Regions from separate parts of the Homo sapiens genome. Here region 2 is linked to region 1. Evidence: read pairs that join two places in POLR2A ChIA-PET (ENCODE). Cell type or tissue: GM12878. All regions are shown on one strand.

What was found. Peaks named below come from ENCODE experiments on the same cell type or tissue, not always from the same donor. Only the 100,000 strongest peaks of a DNase experiment are listed, where the experiment ranks them.
Region 2: POLR2A ChIA-PET joins it to region 1 with 6 read pairs; 2 of 35 experiments call an interaction of 5 or more read pairs at or near these places.

Annotation. Positions count from the first base shown.
Region 1 is chr2:191,273,117-191,275,616 of GRCh38, reverse strand. All of the region lies in intron 1 of MYO1B (myosin IB), which reads right to left. Among named protein-coding and RNA genes, the nearest start is that of MYO1B-AS1, 28 kb to the right of the region's middle. In GM12878, no CTCF peak of the experiment used is centred here; a DNase peak (open chromatin) is centred at 1,016.
Region 2 is chr2:190,197,835-190,200,334 of GRCh38, reverse strand. AKAP19 (A-kinase anchoring protein 19) reads right to left here. Exons shown (of 2, transcript NM_001042519.2): 2 at 1-638. The coding sequence starts at 474. The coding sequence ends at 187. It also overlaps a transcript of HIBCH not described here. Among named protein-coding and RNA genes, the nearest start is that of AKAP19, 18 kb to the right of the region's middle. In GM12878, no CTCF peak of the experiment used is centred here; no DNase peak of the experiment used is centred here.

The DNA.
Region 1 (2,500 bases):
TATGTCTTATAAAGGTTGGTGTCCTTACTGAAATCTCAGCAACTTAAACAAATGTCCCCCACTTCTAGTCTAGAACATCCAGTAGGTCTTGTAGAAGCAGCAGAAACTACATTTAGTTGGTCTGGTTTAAAGAGAACTAGGAAGGGCTAGTAATTAAGAAATTCATTATTATTAATTACTAGCAATTTATATGAACCCACAAACATATCCTTTTTTACTGATCCTATTAAAACAAGTTTTTGGCTATGAAAAGCCAAAAAAGAGAGACTAAGATGAATTTATGAGAGGTTCTCCCATAAATAAAATAAGGAAGTATTTAACACTAAAAAGAAAAACAATAGAGTAACTTTTTTGTTACTGTATGTTTTTTATAATTTTAAGCCAAATACACCTGGAACAAAAAGTCCCAGATAGGCCAGGTGCGGTGGCTCATGCCTGTAATCCCAGCACTTTGGGAGGCTGAGGCAGGTGGATCATGAGGTCAGGAGTTCAAGACCAGCCTGGCCAAGATGGTGAAACCCCATCTCTACTAAAAATACAAAAATTAGCCGGGCATGGTGGCAGTGCCTGTAATCCCAGCTACTCAGGAGGCTGAGGCAGCGAACTGCTTGAACCTGGGAGGCAGAGCTTGCAGTGAGCCGAGATTGCGCCACTGTAATCCAGCCTGGGCAACAGAGTGAGACTCTGTCTCAAAAAAAAAGAAAAGAAAGAAAGAAAAGTCCCAGATACCACTAAAACTCAACAACGTCGGCCCAAAGAACTGCTCTGTATATTTTGAAGTTGGCTGGGCTCTGTTTCAGAACAAAACTGATGAGGGTGGGAGGCACGTGCCATGCTATGGAAATGCAGCAGGAGCCACAGAGACGGTGAAGCCAGAGCCAGAGTCCACAGAAGGACTTGCACAGGGAGAGGACCATTTGTCACAATAAATTTGTCCACAATAAATTAACATTTGAATCAAAGTTCAAGTTCTCAGGCTCCATGTAATGCCAAAAGCACTCTAGCTGCCATGCATTACATATAATTTGGCAGATGAGGGAAGAAGGCTTAGGGATTAAGGGGGAAGTCAACCTGAGAAGGGTTTCAAAAATAACTACCTCAAACCAGCAATTTAAATTAAGCAAAGAGGAACTCTGCCCTGGGGTGGATTCCTGTATATAGTCTATTTATAGGAACAGCTGCAGAAAGACAACACAGCTTCCCTGCAGGTAACAATAATTAAGCAGCCAATCTTTCTCTGTAATTACCCGCTTCACCATCTTTTCCAATGTGGAATTTATATCTAATTTTTTACACCTCATCCCAACTTTCTAATCCAAAGAGGAATAGAGTGCAAAAGAAATGCTGAGTTACAGGTAACTGGTAAACAGTGAAGACCTCTGAATATTGTATTTTGCAAACCAAAATACAATAAAGCAAGCCACAGTGAAAAGGTGACACCAAGAGTCATTGAATCATGCAAACAGTTTTGCTTTGTTTTGTTTATCTTTTTAGCATTTAGGGACACTGGGAGAAGATCCAGTGACAGCCTACCTCATTCTCAAGGTAAAAATAGGACACTAAGGAAACGGTGTGGGGGTATTTCCATATCTTCTTATGGTGGTTTCTGGTATTGTGACCACCATCTCTAGCCTTGGTTTGGTTCACTTTGACATGTCAATGAAATTAGTTCATGTATTTGCTCCACCAAAAGGATCCATTTGTTTTTTTCTCTGAAGGAGCTATGTGCTTACCATGGGCACAAGTTTCAGAATCACTTGCTAACTCCACATTTCCATAAACCATTAGAAGAATTCGCATGGGGCTCTAGGGAGAATTAAATGAGAATGTATGTAGAGCACTGGGGATACTTTTTGTTGGACACATACTGTTATAGATCTACCTCCTCCCTTCCAAGAGCCCTCACAAGGAATCCATGCTGTTCTGGGTACCAAAAATGAACATGTGATCTAGGCTAAGTCAATCAACATATTCTCATCTTCTAGCCAGTGTAACTGATTCAAGGCTGGACACGTGACTGAGCTTGAGACTGTGGCTTCAAATACCAGGACAAAGGTTCTCTGTCTCTGGATGGCGTGACTTGCAGACGTGACACTTGGAACTACTGCAGCCATCTCTACTTTCATGAGGAGGGTTGGTAGGAAGAGGAAGACGACACATGGAGGAGGACAGGGCAAGAAAATTACCTAGAATTGGCCAGGCGCGGTGGCTCACGCCTGTAATCCCAACACTTTGGGAGGCCGAGGCAAGTGGATCATTTGAGGTCAGGAGTTTGAGATCAGCCTGGCCAACATGGTGAAACCCTGTCTCTACTAAAAATACAAAAATTAGCCAGGCGGTAGTGGCACACCCCTGTAATCCCAGCTACTCAGGAGGAGGTTGAGGCAGGAGAATTGCTTGAACCCAGGAAGTGGAGGTTGCAGTGAGCTGAGATTGCACCACTGCACTCCAGCTTGGGCAACAGAGTGAGACCCTGTCTCAAAAGAAAAAAAGAGAAAAA
Region 2 (2,500 bases), 1.1 Mb after region 1:
GAAATTGCTGTTAACATAGAAGTACTTAAAATGCATTTCATCCTAGTTGTTCTTATAATAGTGACATTATCGTAGACACATTTTTAAATCCAGATAGTTATTTGTACTTTTTCACACCAGTTTTTGCTTTTGTCACATTTATTCAAACTAGCACCTCCACAGTCAAAGTGTTGTCATCCTACAGCCTCAAGGCCCCTCACTCTCAATGTATGGAATGTCATGGTACTTGATGTTATTGCATGCCCATTGCTGCAAGGCATCACACAAGATATCCTGAGACAGGCGGTGTGCATATTCCAAGATCACAGTATTGGTCCCTGGAGGTTCCTTCACTTCCTCTTTGACATTAACTGGAGAAGCCATCCTAGGTAGACATCTCTCTTCTGGCATAAAGGGTTCTTCACTCTCATGCTGCTTCTCACCTTCATATATGGTAGGAAATGGGAAAGTTTGCTTTGATTTCATGCAGCCCATGTTATGAAGAGCTGTTTGTGGAGGAAGCAGTGGCAAAGACTACTTCCAGGCCATCTTTAGAAAACAATGAAATTTGTCCATGTGATGTTGACCAGTGCTTTCCCTCTCCAGGGCACTTCAGTAATCAATGTTCCCTTTCACCACTCTTCACGTGTAGTGTTTACCTGTCAAGAGAAGGTAGGTTTCATTTTGAAGTTACAGAATGCAAAATAGTGTATGATTGAGTGGCATGTAAAAATCCTTTCATCACTTTGGTCACATGGAAGAAATCTGAGGTAAAAACAAACAGCTTTATCTTATCAGTAGAAGAAAAAGATAATCACTCAATAAAAATGGCAACTTGCAAAATAGGAAAACTTTTTTTCAAGATCTTGCATATTTTATAAAACTGAAAACAATTCAATTTTTGCTAGCTTAGATTTATCTATACCAAAACAATTCAATTTTTGCTAGCTTAGATTTATCTATACCAAGGGCTAGCAAACCATTGGGCCAAATTCCAGCTACCTATTTTTGTACAGCCATGCTCACGTGTTTACATGTGTCCATGGCTGCGTTCATACTACAACAGCAGAACTGAATAACTGTGACAGACCATGTGGCCCACAAAGCTTAAAATATGTACTATCTGACCCTTTACAAAAAATGTTTGCTGAGTCCTGATCTATACTGTCAAGCAAAACAAGCACATCAAAATTTTGTTCCTCCCCAAACCTCATGAACCTACAGATCTTGGACTACTGTTAGAGTCTGGCTTTATCCCCTGGTCACATATTTACAACTCAAAGAGTAGTAAACAATGTTGGCTTTACTCTAGTGCCACGTCTAAACAATATAGGTTACATATAGCAAAGCCACCTATTGACTGTTCCCTGTGAAATTGTACAGAAGCTCAGATTAAGGTTAAAGGTTTTTCCTCCTAAATGTCTCATTCCTACCCTTGTTTGATGTTTGGTCAATAAATAGATGACAATGCTTGTGATGTGCCTTCTAAGCCTCCCAAGTGTGTGTTATCACAGAATGAACTCCTCTTAAGGGACTTAAGGATAACTAAAACAATACAAGACAGCTTCATTTTAAAGAGGACTGAGTGTAAGAAGCACAGGTAATCTCTATGAATGAGATTAATGGTCCCTGATTGTATCTTAGTTTTGGGACTAAAAACATAGCTCTAAAAATTCATAAAATCTGTTTCTGAAAACACCTTTTTTTTTTTTTTTTTTTTTTTTGAGACAGGGTCTTACTCTGTTAACTCAGTCTGGAGTAAAGGATGCAATCACGGCTCACTGTAGCCTGGACCTCCTGGGTTCAAGTGATCCTTCCACCTCAGCCCACTGAGTAGCTGGCCTGCAGGCACAAGTCACCATGCCTACCTAAGTTTTTGTAGAGACAGGGTTTTGCCATTTTGCCCAGGCTGGTCTTGAACTCCCGGGGTCAAGTGATCTGCCCACCTCAGCCTCCCAAAGTGCTTGGATTACTGGCGTGAGCCACTGTGCCTGGCCTGAAACCACTGATCTTAAGGCAAAAGCTTGCGTGCATCTAATTCATTTTTTAATAGTTTGTAATTAAGGATGTCCAGAGGAGGTGATGTTTGCCAGGTCTACCACCATATATTATTCTATAAATTCTACCCAGTTTCTCATAATACTACATCTGTTCCTACCCCTAATAAGAGTGATATGAGGGTAAGAAAGGAAAGGCAGTCTTCTGCTTTTAATTACCTTTAGTTCTGTATGCCCTGCTTCACGCTGCATACTTCAGAGATGTTAATTTTAAAAGGGAAACAAGTTATGTGTGGTGTCTGTCTTGTTTACTAGCCTGAACTGAAGATGGGGACTGTCTTGGTTGTTAATCATCAGCATGTTATGATTTTTCATAGTGTCTAGTTTTTACTGTGAGGGATGGTTAAGGGAATTGGACATGGTTAACCTGAAAAAAATTACTTGGAGAACTCAATGAGTGTCAGATAAATAAAAGGCTGTGAGTGGAACCATCAGTGGAACCATCAGAATATTCTGTTTTTTAA